Linked DNA regions of Homo sapiens: region 2 is linked to region 1. A link is a loop called in an ENCODE intact Hi-C map of the cell type or tissue named here. Cell type or tissue: Calu3. All regions are shown on one strand. Each heading gives the region's core, and the rest is flanking DNA. Links, peaks and the distances in the headings are about the cores only.

What was found. Peaks named below come from ENCODE experiments on the same cell type or tissue, not always from the same donor. Only the 100,000 strongest peaks of a DNase experiment are listed, where the experiment ranks them.
Region 2: it touches region 1 in a loop (4-fold over the local background); 2 of 110 quality-filtered maps call a loop at or near these places.

What each region holds. Positions count from the first base shown.
Region 1 is chr11:105,461,717-105,470,359 of GRCh38, reverse strand. The region is part of intron 1 of LOC105369468 (a long non-coding RNA gene); the gene reads left to right. Among named protein-coding and RNA genes, the nearest start is that of GRIA4, 140 kb to the left of the region's middle. In Calu3, for the core only: no CTCF peak of the experiment used is centred there; a DNase peak (open chromatin) is centred at 3,589.
Region 2 is chr11:104,954,175-104,962,174 of GRCh38, reverse strand. CASP4 (caspase 4) reads left to right here. Exons shown (of 9, transcript NM_001225.4): 2 at 7,174-7,428. LOC124902813 (a long non-coding RNA gene) reads right to left here and starts at 1,732. Exons shown (of 2, transcript XR_007062986.1): 1 at 1-1,732. In Calu3, for the core only: no CTCF peak of the experiment used is centred there; no DNase peak of the experiment used is centred there.

The DNA.
Region 1 (8,643 bases), core at 357-8,356:
TGGCCTCGGAAAGTGCTGGGATTACAGGTGTGAGCCACAGCACCTAGCTACTGTTATATATTATACTGCTTTGTAATCAACCTATTCTAGTCAGTTAGTATTTTTTAAAATTGTGAATAAATAGATTTTTTTATCTCCCATTTCCTCTGGTGAATCCAGATGCTGTCTCAGGAATCCTCCCAGGCTTCTTCCAGCCAACACTTCTAACACTCCCACCTGCCCTCTACTGGTTCCAAGAGCTAGGATGGACCCACCCAGGCTACAGAGTTATCTTGCAGAAGATTTTTTAAAATTAATATCTGCATCATGAAACACTTCTAAACTGTACAGCATTGGTACATTCTATGATTTCCTTGGGAAACCAATTTCCCCACATACCATCTATGCATGCAAAACAGTTATGTGGCGTAAAGCCACAGTCACTGGCCAAGACTTACCTTTTACATTGTGGTAGTTTGTCACTACAGGTAAACAGAGAGCAGTGCTACAGAATCAGCTGCTATCTGGGAGGCCTGTCTTAGACAGTTTTTGAGAAAGAATATTGCACCCAGTTCACTGTTATATGAAGAGCACACTTTTAACATTGTGGAACCAGTTACTAGATGTTACGGGTTGGATTGTGTCCCCTGACACTTCAAATTCATGTCTTCATTACATAGTATTCTGTTTGTATGGATATTTCAGAATAAATGATTCTGCTCAACTTAGTAAACAATTTTTTCAGTATAGGTGTTAATTCTTCGCTTCATTCTATTGGCCATCTTATTTCATAGGACAACAGAATAGTTAACAATTTATAATTTGGAGTCATACGGACCTGAGTACAAACCTTTCCTCTTCCATTTACTAACTTTGTGAACCTGAAAAAAAATTATTTAACTTTTTAAGACATATTTTTGGTCACCTGTATACAAGTTATTTATTTATTTATTTCACAAATATCTATTAAATGCCTATGATTTTACTAGATTTCTATGAAGATTAATAATAGAATGAAAGTCAAGTGATTAGTTGGTACTTAGCCCTTGATAAACATTTCCTATTATTGTTATTGCTTTCAACTCTCTATCTTAGAACAAAAACAAAATTGAACATGAGACAATTTTGTGCTGTCAGTCTTTCTTCACTTTGTGGTGTATTGCTGTTGAAAAGCAAACTGTAAATGTTTAAAAATTTTTCAAAGTTGTGACATTTATATTCAGAATGTAACTGTATTTGAGGATAGGCCCTTTATAGAAGTAATTAAAGCTACATGAGGTCAACCTTGCTGACATCTTGATCTGAATCTTCGAGCCTCCAGAACTAGGAGGAAATAAATTTCTGTTGTTTAAGCTGCAGTCTGTGGTACTTTGTTTTGGCAGTCCTAGTAACATACCAGGTAATTTTGGTGGGGCTGATCTCTGTGTCATGCTACCTTGTAGGCATTTAAAGAGGGAATTCCTGAAGTACTGGTGGGCAAAGGGCCATAGGGTTCCCTCTCTTAGTCAGTACATTTTGGAATGTGAGAGGTCATTTGGGGACTTGGGAGGAAGAGTGGAAGGGGAGTGAGGGATAAAAGACAGCAAATATGGTGCAGTGCATACTGTTCAGGTGATGGGTGCACCAGGCTCTCACAAATCTCCACCAAAGAACTTACTCATATAACCAAATATCACCTGTACCCCAACAAGTTATGGAAAAATAAAATAAAATAATTAAAAATTAAAATTAAAGGATTTACTTGCAGAGAGCACCACAGTGAGCAAACGCATTATAAAAGGTGGGCCAGTATTATTTAAAAAAATTCTATGTTTTCCCCAGCTCTTCAGGCCAATGTTTTTGTTTGCATTGGAAATATAACTTTATTCCTTATTGCCAAGTGAATATTGACAGTATTTATCTGGAAAAGAAGGATCAGAGCCCCCTCTCTGAAGGTGTGCACGCAGCATGTCAGTCAGGAGACCAGCAGGAAAAAGGCAGCCTGAGGCCATAAGGCAGATGAACCTGGAGTTCCAGCTCGCAGAACACAGAGTCCCAAGATAAAAACGCAAAGCCCAATTGCATAATCCTGCCCTTCCTTTTTGGTTAATATAGAAAGCTATGCATGGCTGTTGTGTATTAATTTCAGGAAAGTGGCCTTGAGAGACACAATAGAAGATTTTTTAGGGATTAAATCATTTCATGCATTTTTAAGGATTCAATTTAAATATTTGCCCTGAAAGGATTTTTAAAGGACATGGAAGAGTTCATGCACAATTTTCCTGCATGGTGTCCACATTTATTCTTAGTTGATATTGCTGTAATATCAATATGTTTTCTGACCAATATGAATGTCAGAACTGAAATTATTTTAAACATTAATAGTTTGCTTTTCAACAGCAATATACCACATAGTGAAGAATGATTGACAGCACAAAATTGTCTCATGTTCAGTTATTTTTTGTTCTGAAATAAAGATAGTTGAAAACAATAATAGTAACAGGAAATGTTTATCAAGGGCTAAGTACCAACTTGACTTTTATTCTTTTATAAATCTTCATAGAAATCTAATAAAGTCATAGGTATTTAATAGATATTTGTGAAATAAATAAATAAATGAACTGTATACAGGTGACCAAAAATATGTCTTAAAAAGTTAAATAATATTTTTCTAGTTCACAAAGTTAGTAAATAGCAGAGGAAAGATTTGAACCCAGGTCTTTATGACTCCAAAGTATAAACTGTTAACTACTCTGCTGTGCCATGAAATAAGATGATCAATAGAATGAAGCTAAGAACTAACACTTATACCAAAACAATTATTTACTAATTTGAGCAGAATCATTTATTCGAAGAGATCCATACAAACAGAAAACTTACCATGTAATGAACTATGTTTTTCATTCAGCAATCTCAAAGATTTTCTGTCAACATAATTTTGGATTGATGTTGCATGGTGGCCTTATTGCTTCACATAAGAGGTGAAAATTTAAGCATTATAAATTATTATTTTAAACCTAATTTAGGCTGTTGGACTGAATCTATATATTTAACTCTTTTACCTCCACAAAGCTCTTTAGAGAGTAAAAAAGCATGCATAATAAAATATTTATAAAAGGACTAGCACTGGTGAACTGAGATAAAGGTGGGAGATGACCAACAGTACACCTTAGATTTTCATAAATTGTTAGAATATGCAAAGCAATGAAATTATATGAATTCCTAAGCCTGATTGGGGCACAGAACATACACAGAAAAGAAGTGGCAAACAAGTTGTAAATCTTCCTAAGAATAAAATATCAGGAAGCTTCTGGGCTCTGATTATGCAGGTACAGAGCCAAGATCTGGGGTGGAGCATTTGATTGAAACAGTATCTGTTGAAGAGTAGCATGAATAAGGCTTCCCCCTTTTCATTATATCATCCAGGTGCAGTGTAGTTGCCTTCTGGAGGAAGTCAGGAAAATATTTTCCAAGAAATTAAACATCCACTTGGGATGGTTTAAGGCTCCAAGAGCGAGGACTGGTATTACAAATCTGATCTTTACTAAAATTTTCACTCTCCCCACTCACACATACAAAATAAACACTACTAGCTAACTTGACTAGCCTAGATGCAGAGATCTGGCAATCAGCCACATCGTTCAGGAAGGGAGCTTGCTAATGAAAGAAAAATGCAAGTAATCCAGAAAGTCCATGAAATCTACTCATGTCAATCTGCTTTGATCTTCACTCAAAAATAAATTAACAACCAAACTTACCAGATATTTAGGGTAGTTCAGCAACATAAAGAGAAGTTCTAATATTAAAACATATAGTGATTAATTCTAGAAGAATCAAAGTTAATTTAGAGATAAGAAATAAGTTTAAAAATTATTTTTAGTGTCCTTAGAGAGCTTGAGAGAATATATTGCATCCGTGAAAACAAAAAGTAATATTCCCTAAGTATCTATTAAATGTGCCATGCCATGTTGAGGATTATATAGAGTATTTCACTTTAACTTTACAACCATTATTACCTTCAGTTACAGATGGGACAACTGATACATAGAGAAATTAAATGATTTGCCCAAATTTGTGCCTAATTAGCTATATAGACGACAAAAGAAAAAAGTATTTAGAATATTTCAACAAAATTAACTAATGAAAAATGTAACAAAAACTAAGATAAAGAGGAGGAGTCAGAAAATTATGACCTCTGCTTCATTTTTTATGGCTTAAGCTAAATTTTTTTTCTTCCATTTTTAGAGAATTGTCAGAAGAAGAAGAAGAGAAGGAATAGGAGAAAGAGAAAAATGAAGTGAAGGAGGAGGAGAGGGAGTGAAAGGGAAAGAGAGGAAGAGAAGAGCTAGAAACTTTACATGACACCTCCTCAAGCCTAAAATATTTACTTTCTCATCCTTAACGAAAAAAATTGCTGACACTTGATATAGAAGATCAGTGCAGGAGGGATGTTATCCAGCTAATAGAGATTATGATAATAGGAACCAGAAAAATAGAGATGAGGAATAATCAATAAAATCATAAAAGACAAATTTCCGTAACTTGAAAGGATTCACTGAAGAACTAGCAGGAAGAATAAACAATACACACACACACACACCCCACACACGTGTACACCCCTTACAATTAAATGTACTGTAATAAACTATTTGAATGTCAAGGATAAGAGAACATGCCAAAAATTTCTACAAAGAAAAAAGAGAGAGAGCTCGCTCACTAAAACAAACAAACAAAAAATAATATTGGCATCAGAATTCTCATTTGCATCGCTTGCTGCTAGATGTTTTGAGGTCAGCACTGTATCATCATTATATAAAACACTTGCCACATAGTAAGTCTAAAATAAAAAATTGTCAAATGAATTAAATAAAAACTATCAGGCTCAGCAAGAAATGAGTGACAGGTAGTGATACACCTGTTCTGAGTCTTAGGTGCCTGAATGCCTGCTGAATCTGTGTTGACCCTGTGCGGTGACTGCCTGCTTAGAACAAAAGGATTGAGTTATGACTCTTTTCTGTTTTTTCCACTGTTCCTTTTTTACAATTGTAAGGTTTTTTTTTTTTTGAATGAATACTTTCAAGAAATCTTCTAATTATAGGCACTTTTGATCTGATTTATTTTATCAATGAGATGTGGACAAATGAAGAGTAAAACATGGTAAGATTTAGACAATTGTTTTTAAATTTAATTTTATTAAACAATGATTCTGAGTGATTAAATAAGATCAAATTTAAATAGCCATTGAATTCATTGAATTCAATGTATTCACCTGAAGCTCTGTAGTTGTTCATTTATTTCTTTTTTTTTTTATAATTAATTTTTGGGGTACATAGTGGGTGAATGTATTTATGGGGTGTATGAGATATTTTGATACAGGTAAAAAATACATAATGATCACTTCAAGGTAAATGGGGTATGCATCATCTCAAGCATTTATCATTTCTTTGTGTTATAAACATTTCAATAATCTTTTAGTTACTTTAAAATGTGCAATAAATTATTGACTGCAGTCACTTTGTTGTGTTATCAAAAACACGATCTTATTCATTCTAACTATATTTTTCTAATGATTAACCAACTCTATTTCCTCACCACCCACTACCCTTCTCAGTCTCTGGTAACCTTCATTCTACTGTATCTTCATGAATTCAATTGTTTTAATTTTTAGATCCCACAAATGAGTGAGAACACGTGAAGTTTCCCCTTCTGTGCCTGACTTATTTCCTTTAACACCCCCAGTTCAATCCGTGCTGTTGCAAATGACAGGATCTCATTCTTTTTTATGTCTGATTAGTACCCCATTATGTATATGTACCACATTTTCTTTATTTATTAGTCTATTGATGAATACTTAGGTTGATTCCAAACCTTGGCTATTGTGAATAGTGCTACAATAAACATGAGGGTGCAGATATCACTTCAACATACTGATTTCATTTTCTTTTATAAAAACCCAGTAATGGAATTGCTGGATCATATGGTAGCTCTGTGTTTAGTTTTTTGAGGAACCTCCAAACTGTTTTCTTTAGTGATTGTACTAATTTACATTCTTACCAATAGTGAATGAGGGTTCCCTTTTCCTCACATCCTCAACAGCATTCACTATTGCCTGTCTTTTAGATAGAAGCCATTTTTACTGGGTAAAGTGATATCTCATTGTAGTTTTGATTTGCGTTTCTCTGATGATCAGTGGTGCAGAGCACCTTTTTATACACCTGTTGCCATTTGTTTATCTTCTTTTGAGAAATGTCTATTCAAATATTTTGGCCATTTTTAAATTGGATTATTTTATTTCTTCCTAATGAGTTGTTTGACCTCCTCATGTATTCTGGTTATTTATCCTTCATCAAATGAATACTTTGCAAATATTTTCTCCCATTCTATGGGTTGTCTCTTCACTTTGTTGATTGTTTCCTTTGCTGTGTGCAGAAGCTTTTTAACTTGATTTGTTACCATTTGTCCATTTTTGCTTTGTTTGCCTGTGCCTGGCAGGTATATTACTCAAGAAATCTTTGCCCACACCAATGCCCTGGAGAGTTTCCCGATGTTTTCTTGTGGTAGTTGCATAGGCTGAAGTTTTAGATTTAGGTCTTTACTCAATTTTGATTTGATTTTTGTATTTAGCAAGAGACAGAGGTCTAGTTTCACTCATCTACATATAGATACCCAATTTTCCCAGGACCATTTATTGAAAAGAGTGTCATTTCCTTATTGTATGTTCTTGGTACATTTGTTGAAAATGAATTTACTGTAGGTGTATGGTTTTGTATCTGGGTGCTATTCTGTTTCATTGTTCTAAGTGTTTTTATGCCAGTACCACTAAAAATTTTTTTTCAAGTTACTATAGCTCTGTAGTATATTTTGAAGTCAGGTAATGTGATTCCTCCAGTTTTGTTATATTTGCTCAGGATGGCTTAGGCTACTCTGGATCTTTTGTTGTTCCATATACATTTTAGGATCATTTTTTCTATTGCTGTGAAGAATGTCATTGCTTTTGGATAGGGATTGCATTGAATCTGTAGATTCCTTTGGATAGTATGAACATTTTGACAATATTGATTCTTCCAATCCATGAACAGAAAATATCTTTCCATCTTTTATGTCGTCTTCTATTTCTTTTATAAATATTTTAAAGTTTTCATTGTAGAGCTCTTTTACTTCTTTGGTTCAGCTTATTCCTAGGTATCTAACATTATTTGTGCCTAATATAAATTGGATTACTTTCCTGATTTTATTTCAGATTGTTTGCTGTTGGAATATAGAAATACTACTGACTTGTATGTTGATTTTGTATCCTTCAACTTTTTTTTTATTATTATTATACTTTAAGTTTTAGGGTACATGTGCACAATGTGCAGGTTAGTTACATATGTATACATGTGCCATGCTGGTGTGCTGCACCCATTAACTTGTCATTTAGCATTAGGTATATCTCCTAATGCTATCCCTCCCCCCTCCCCCCACCCCACAACAGTCCCCTTCCTGTGTCCATGTGTTCTCATTGTTCAATTCCCATCTATGAGTGAGAACGTGCGGTGTTTGGTTTTTTTGTCCTTGTGATAGTTTGCTGAGAATGATGATTTCCAATTTCATCCATGTCCCTACAAAGGACATGAACTCATCATTTTTTATGGCTGCATAGTATTCCATGGTGTATATGTGCCACATTTTCTTAATCCAGTCTATCATTGTTGGACATTTGGGCTGGTTCCAAGTCTTTGCTATTGTGAATAGTGCCGCAATAAACATACATGCGCATGCGTCTTTATAGCAGCATGATTTATAGTCCTTTGGGTATATACCCAGTAATGGGATGGCTGGGTCAAATGGTATTTCTAGTTCTAGATCCCTGAGGAATCGCCACACTGACTTCCACAATGGTTGAACTAGTTTACAGTCCCACCAACAGTGTAAAAGTGTTCCTATTTCTCCACATCCTCTCCAGCACCTGTTGTTTCCTGACTTTTTAATGATTGCCATTCTAACTGGTGTGAGATGGTATCTCATTGTGGTTTTGATTTGCATTTCTCTGATGGCCAGTGATGATGAGCATTTTTTCATGTGTCTGTTGGCTGCATAAATGTCTTTTGAGAAGTGTCTGTTCATATCCTTTGCCCAGTTTTTGATGGGGTTGTTTGTTTCTTTCTTGTAAATTTGTTGGAGTTCATTGTAGATTCTGGATATTAGCCCTTTGTCAGATGAGTAGGTTGCAAAAATTTTCTCCCATTTTGTAGGTTGCCTGTTCACTCTGATGGTAGTTTCTTTTGCTGTGCAGAAGCTCTTTAGTTACCTCTTTCAACTTTACTGAATTTTTTTTTCAGTTCTAATAATTTTTTTTGGTGGAGTCTTTAGGTTTTTCCAAGTAAAAGATCATGTCATCTTCAAATACGGGTAATTTGACTTCTTCCTTACCAACTTGGATGCCCATTATTTCTTTCTTGTGTCTGACTGCTGTGGGTAGGAGTTGCAGCACTGTTTCGTAACGATGAAAATGGACAGCCTTGTTGTGTTCCTGATCTTAGAGGAAAGAACTTTAGTTTTCCCCTATTTAGTATGATACTAGCTCTTTATCTGTCATATATGGCTTTCATTGTGTTGAGGTATGTTTCTTAAACACCCAGATTTTTTTAGGGTTTTTATCTTGAAGGGATATTGAATATTATTAAGTGCATTTTCTGTATCAAA
Region 2 (8,000 bases), core at 1-8,000, 510 kb after region 1:
AAAAGTCACCATTTTCTGTTTTATGGAAACATAGGCAAGATTCTTAAAATGCAAGATGCTGCCCAACCAGCTGCATGGGGAACCATTTAACATTTTCTATCCCAGCAGAATTCACATAACAAAACAGACACTAGTCACCTCGTTCAGCACCCAATATCAACCTGGCAAAGCTCAGACTTTTTTCTGTTCGTCCCTGTTGTCTTTGATCCACTCCAGGTGGGGAGGGACGACCTCAGAACAGTAATTCACAATGGGGTCTCTGGGTAAGGCAAAGAGCAGATAGTCACCATGAGACAGGCCTATTGAACTTTCTCCAGGGCTCATCGAATGTAACCAAATAAGAAGAGTCCTCTGAGTTAGGCCTGCTGGACTTCCTTCAGCAATTCCTTCTGAGATTCCCTCCACATATACAAACACACACGAAGATGAGACAGACAGAAGGCCTTCCAAATCAGATGATCCCTAAACAGGAACTCCAAGAGTATCCCTTCCAAACTATCCTCCTATTCTCTGTCTGAGAAATCTCAAAATTGTCCTGATTGAGGACAAGTCTCGTGAACCAAGACTCTTCCTACTAGTTAGAGCCAACCAAGACCCCAGTGGAGCCGAACAGATACCCCGTGGTGGAGCTACAAACAGACACCCTGCAATGGGGCTACAGACACCCTGCAATGGGGCTACAGACACCCCATCATAGAGCTACAGACAAGTCGAGAGAAGGAAGGAGGCATTAGCAGTGCCTAGTAGATTCACCAATCCTAACACCCTGCAATGGGGCTACAGACAGACACCCCACTATGGGGCCACAGAACCAGTCAGGAGAAGGAAGGAGGCATTGGCAGCACCTAGGATACTCACCAATCCAGACACCCTTCAATGCAGCTACAGACGGAAACCCTGTGATAGGGCCACAGTTAGAGGACATCTCTCCAGGATTATTTCTCCGTTGCAATTAAATGCATGCACATTGGGTTGGCAGTGCCTGCCAGTGGAGAGAGTACCAGAGCCAGCCCCCAGTCCAAGAGAACTAGGCGGCTACTTGGGCTACCTTCTGGATCCATCGCTGGAGCGGGGGCACCAAACCACAAGCAGGTAGCCACAAAGGCTTTCCCAGTCTGATTTCGTTCATTGTTGTAATTTCCTCAGTTATAATTTTGCAAAGGTGGTTTCATATTCCTTAAGAGTTGAGCCACACATAAGTTTTATTCATTTGTTCCTACATGGACTTGACTACTGATTCAGTAAATAATTAGTAAATATTCAGTAAATAACTAGTAAAAAGAATGCCAAAAATAGTGCAGATGTAGTTCATGGCCCCTGTCCTCACAGAGCATAAATTCTAACAGTGGATAGAGATAAGTAGGCTGGGAATCACAATTAAATGGAAAAATAAAAAAAAAGGCTGGATGTGGTGGCTCAGGCCTGTAATCCAATAGCAGCAATTTGGGAGACCAAGATGGGTGGATCACCTGAGGTCAGGAGTTCGAGATCAGCCTGGCCAACATGGTGAATCCCCATCTCTACTAAAAATACAAAAATTAGCCAGGCGTGGTTGTGTGCACCTGTAGTCCTAGCTACTCAGAAGGCTGAGGCAGGAGAATCGCTTGAATCCGGGAGGCAGAGATTGCAGTGAGCCAAGATAGCACCACTGCACTTCAGCCTGGGTGACAGAGTGAGACTCTGTCTCACAAAAATATATAAATACATAAATAAATAAATGGAAAAAAAATGCTACTCTAAGGAGATACAAGGTGCCCTAGGAGCATATATCTCTGATGCTGTCTCCTCTGGAAGAATCAGAGAGGATTCCCTTAAGAAAATACCATCTAATCTGATACTTGAAGGATAGACAGATAGACAGATAGACAGAGAACAGTTCAAAAACCAGAAGAAATTAGAAGCGGGGGTGCTGAAACTATACAGATCCCTAAGTAGAGACTTGATTCCCTGAGAAAGGTGCCATCTAATCTGAGACTTGAAGGTTAGACAGACAGCAGTAGGAAAACAAGAATGAATGAGAAGGTAGGGGCTGGAAATACAGAGACCCCTAAATAGAATCTTTCCAGAAATTAAATGAAGGCAGAACGTTTTGAATGTAATGAGCAAGGTGGGAACAGTATCAGAAAATGAGTGAATGAGAAGGCCTAGATTAGAATAGGCTGAAAGTTTTCATGGTCAAATCTAGATATTGGAACACTCTTCGTTGCAAAGAGTAGAATAGAGGGACGGAGAGTAGATTGATAAAGTTCTTATGAATTTATTTCTTAAGAAAGAAAGGATGTTGGCCCGAATAGAAGTAATGAACAATTAGAATTGAGAGAAGTGGTCAGATTCTGAAAATGTTTAGCAAATAAAATCGATGCAATGTGAATTAAGAAGGGAAATAAGACATAGAGAAGGCCAAAGAGGTTGAATATCACCAGGTATTGCTGCTCTTTTGTACTTGGAGTATAGGTATTATTTACTAGTATATGGAAAAGAGAATGAAGGATGGAAATGAAAAAATGAACAGTTCATCTTTGTAAGTTGAGTTAAATGAGGTTGTGAGATGTAGTTGAGATATCTCATTGTCTATTGAATGTATAGGTTTCAATACCGACATCCACATCTGGGCTGAATCCATAAATTTGAGAATGATTTATTTATTCTTTTAAGCATATAATGGATGCCATCAGAATGTGTAGATTATACCTCAGGCCATACTTTTAATTTACTTATTTATTTATTTGACAAATAAACATTGTACATATTTTCTATGTACAACCTTCTGCTTTTATGAGTTTAACCTGTTTAGAGTCTATGTATAAGTGAGATAATGTGATATTTTGTGTTTTGGTGCCTGGCCTGGCTTATTTTACTTAATATAATGTTCTTCATGTTCATCAATATTGTCAGAAACGATAGGATTTACTTCCATTTAAAAGCTGAATAGTGTTGCATTTTGTATATAATCCACATTTTCTTCATCTATTAATCTGTCCACAGACATTTAGGTTGATTTTATATCTTGGCTATTGTGAATAATGCTGCAATGGAAATAGAAGTTCAGATATCTCCTCGAGACACTGATTTTCCAATTTTTGATATATACTTAATAGTGGGATTGCTTGATCATATCTTTAGCTCTATTTTTAACTTTCAGAGGTGTCTCCATATAGGTTTCCATAAAGACCATGCTAATTTACTCTTTTTTTTTTTTTTTTTTTTTTTTTTTGAGACAGAGTCTCACTCTGTTGCCTAGGCTGGAGGGCAGTCATGGAATCTAGGCTCACTGCAACCTCCGCCTCTAGGGTTCCAGCAATTCTACTGCCTCTGCCTCATGAGTAGCTAAGATTACAGGCGCCCACCACCACGCTCGGCTAATTTTTGTATTTTTACTAGAAGCAGGGTTTTACCATGTTGTCCAGCCTGGTCTAGAACTACTGACCTCAGGTGATCTGCCCGCCTTAACCTCACAAAGTGCTGGGATTACAGTCGTGAGCCACTGCGCAGGGCCTAATTTACGTTTTACCAACAGTGTACAAGAGTTTCTTTTTTTCTACATCCTCTCCACCATTTGTTATCTTTTGTCTTTTTGGTAATAGCCATTCCAACAGGTGCAAAGTGATATTTCATTGTGACTTCAATTTCCCTGGTGGCTAGAGAGGTTGATCATTTTTCATATACATATTCTCTGTATGTCTTCTTTTGAAAAGTGTTTATTCTGGTCCTTTGCTTATTTCTAAATCAGTTTATTTTCTTTCTATTGAATTGTTTGTGTTCTTTGTATTTTGCATATTAATTCTTTATCAGATGTATGGTTTGCAAATCTTCTCTACCATACTGTTGATTATCTCTTTAATCTTTTGATTGTTTCTTTGACTGTGTAAAAGCTTTTTAGTTTGATGTAATTTCATTTGCATATTTTAGCTTTTGTTTCCTGTCCTTTTCTGTCATATCCAAAAATCACTGTCTAGACCAATGTTATGAAGCTGTTCCCCTCTGTTTTCTTCTAGTAGTTTCACAGTTTTGGTTCTTACATTTACATATTTAACTCATTTTGAGTTTATTTTTGTATATGTTTAGAGATTTTTATTCTTCTGCATGTGGTTTTACAATTTTCCCAATATCATTTATTGAAGAATTTGTTCTTTCCCAGTTGTGTGTTCATGAAACCTTTGTTGAAAAGTCAAATTAATGTAAATAATTGGGTTTATTTCTGGGTTTTCTGTCCTGTTCATTTGCTCTCTGTTTCTATTTTTATGCAACTATTGTGCTATTTTGATGACTGTAGTACTTTGTAGTCTATTTTGAACTCAGATAGTGCGATGCCTGCAGCTTTGTTCCCTTTACTCAAAATTGCTTTGCCTATTCAGGGTTTGTTTTTTTGTGTGTGATTCCATATAAATTTTAGGATTTGTTTCTATTTTTGTAAAAGCTGCCATTAGAATTTTGATAGGAATTGCATTGTATCTTTAGATTTCTTTGGGTATTAGGGACATTTTAATAATAGTAATTTTCCAGTCCATCAACTCAAAATACATTTCTACTTATTTTTGTCTTCTTCAGTTTTCCCTATCAATATTTTATAGTTTTGAGATTTGTTATTATTGCTGTTATTTTTGAGACAGGATCTCATTCTGTAGCCAAGACTGGAGTATAGTGTCACAATTATAGCTCACTATAATCTCAAATTCCTGGGCTTAAGCAATCCTCCTACCTCAGACTTCCAAGAAGCAAGGACTATAGACACATGCTACTATGGCCAGCCAACTTTTTAAATTTCTTGTAGAGACATAGTCTCACCATGTTGATCGGGTTGAAGTTTTATACTTTTACGTGTACTTGTTTTTTACCTACTCGGTTAAATTGATTTCTAAGTATTTTTGCAGCAATTTTAAATGGAAATTTATTTATTTTTTAAAGATGGTTTATTGTTATACAGAAACACTACAGATTTTTGTATGTTGATTTTTTTTATCCTGCAATTTTCTTGAATCTGTTTATTTGTTCTAAAAGATTTTTGGTGGATCCTTTAGGGTTTTCCGTATATAAGACCATTTCATCTTTAAACAGGCACAATTAAACTTCTTCCTTTCCAATTTTGATGCCTTTTATTTCTTTTTGTTGGCGAATTGCTCTGGTCAGAACTACGTTGAATGGAAGTGGTAAATGTGAATATCTTTGTCTTCTTCCTGATCTTAGAGAAAGGGTTTTCAACTTTTCACCATTGAGTATGATGTTAGCTGTGTGTTTGTCATATGTGACTTTTTTTGTTAAAAACTCTTCAATTTTATTGCTTATTATATTTCTTCACATATCATTTATTCAGTCAACACTATATTAGTTTACTGAGCACACAAATAAATAAAACAGAAGCCCAGAACTCAGGTAGTTTGGATATCCCACACACTAATCTGTGTACTGTTTGCAAATCACACTGTGTTGCAACATCTGTACCTGATGTTGCAAGACTAACATTTTTGCTACCTCTTCTCAGAAGCCTTTGTGATCTCACCTGTTGGAATGCACTAATGTTTTCTGAGCCCCTTAAATATCTTGTCTACATTCTTTTAAGAAGCTCTTCACCAACTGTCAGGTAATGTAGTTTGATGAATTAAGAATGGGGGCTCTGGATTCTGAACCCCTAGATTTCAATTCTTGTTCCCAGTTACTATATACTCGGTGTTCTTTTACATTATTTGAGTCAATTACTTATTATCTTCCATTTTCCATATAAGAGAGGTTAATATATGTTTTATATGGAATTTTTGTGAAATTTCAGTAATGCACTTGGCATGATGAGGGCTCAATGAATATTAACTATTTTAACTGAACCATATCATGATTAACTATATAGACTATGGTGAAAAAAACAAGATTTGAATCCTAATTCATGTGATGTGACATAAGTTATTATTTAAATGGTGAATATAAAATAGGGAATATAATAACTACCCCACTGGCTTATTGTGAGGGTCCAGTATATTAACATTTGTAAAACCTTTGGTACAGTGATATGTAAATGATAATGATGATTATAATAATGATTTAAATTGTTTTATATGCATTCATTTTTTATTTATAATAAGTACATGGGAGATATTACCCTTTACTAAGTTAATTTATATTATGTAACTTTTTTCCTGGTTTGTAATGTCTAATGTTTTTCTCATAATAGCTGCCCAATAAGCACGTATGAAAATATTAATTCAAGATAACCCAGACAATGAGGCTGGTGCTTCTGTGCCAAAGCTTTTGTGCAATGTCCTGACATGATTTCTTTAGATGTCATTTTCTGTCAGCACTATCCTTACATCTACATGGATTGTATAATTATCTTTGTAGCATTGATTGAGAATTGATAAGATATCCAGCATTTCTGTGTACAATCTGCCGAAATCATATCTGTTGTATTGAAACAAAGGATGTATTACTTTGGTATCTATATTTCCTTATAAATATTCAAATTACTCTAAGGAGTAATACATTAACATGGTGTCAAATTAAACTAATCCACCACACTGGAAGATTAGGAATCAGGTTACTTTCAATTTTAAATTTTCATTGAGAACAAGATTTGAAAGAATTATAAATATGGATGCACTCATCCATTTATTCTTTAATTTATGTATTTAGCAAGCATATTAAGTACTTTTAAACATTTTGAATACAAAGATGTGGGTATAGGATGTAAGTTAAAAAAATGCAAATTCAAAGATATAGTTCTTTCACCAAGAAAACTAAATACAGAAAAGAGTAAAAATCATATAGGAAGTAAAAATCTAGTAGGAAGAATTTATATTCTAGACAAGAGCATTGACTTTCCCGGGAATATATATTTTAGGCAGATCATTATCACTATGGGCCGTGAACCAGTAAAAGAGAAAAATGAATACAGTGGATGACCAGGAAGTTTGCATTAGGTCCAATGCCACAGAAGGAAGTTGAGAAGCTAAAAGAAAAGAAAAGAAAAAAGAACAAAAAAGAAAATAAAAAGTATTTAGTGGCAATAAATTGTTAAACAACCTGGTAGGAATATGATGAATGACAGAACTCTATAGGTACAAGAAGACAGATGGTGAAGTAGGACATACTTTCAGAAGTATTTCACATTATAGAACTATATCTAAAGTGAGGGTGAAACTCTTTAAGCTGTGCCCATAGTTAAAGGAATCTTTCTATTTCTAACAGAAGGCAACCACAGAAAAAAGCCACTTAAGGTGTTGGAATCCCTGGGCAAAGATTTCCTCACTGGTGTTTTGGATAACTTGGTGGAACAAAATGTACTGAACTGGAAGGAAGAGGAAAAAAAGAAATATTACGATGCTAAAACTGAAGACAAAGTTCGGGTCATGGCAGACTCTATGCAAGAGAAGCAACGTATGGCAGGACAAATGCTTCTTCAAACCTTTTTTAACATAGACCAAATATCCCCCAATAAAAAAGGTAAGACTGGATTTTTTACAATGAATGTCTCAATTTTCCCTAAATCTGTTTAACTCCAAGGCCTAAGCAGTGTCTTCTGTGATTCCCCTATCTTTCCCTTCCTAAACTATCATTTTCACTAAACCTATCTTTGTCCTTTTAGAGACCACTTCCCTTTTGTGGGGTGGAATCCAGTTTACAATCAGCTAAAAGGCTGAGTCCTTGTGTTCAGACTGTGTACAAAAATAGTTAATAGTTCACACCTTGTAGTAAGGGACACATAGAACTAAACCTAGATTCTGTCACCTGTGACCTATGTGACATCCTGTAAGTTGCTTAACTTCCCTAGATCCTTAGTTATTAGTCTTACCATCTGTGAAATGAAGACAATTCCAGTACTTTCTCACAAGATCGTCTAAGCCTAGAAACATTATAATGACAGGCACCACACGCCAACAACTCTCAAGATATTAGCTCTCATCCGGAACTCTCTCCTCTGAACTCCAGGATCATTTAGCTCTAGCAACATATTCAACAGGTCTACTTGAGTGTTTTGCTGGCATCACAATACAAATACAGCTAAAATATACACT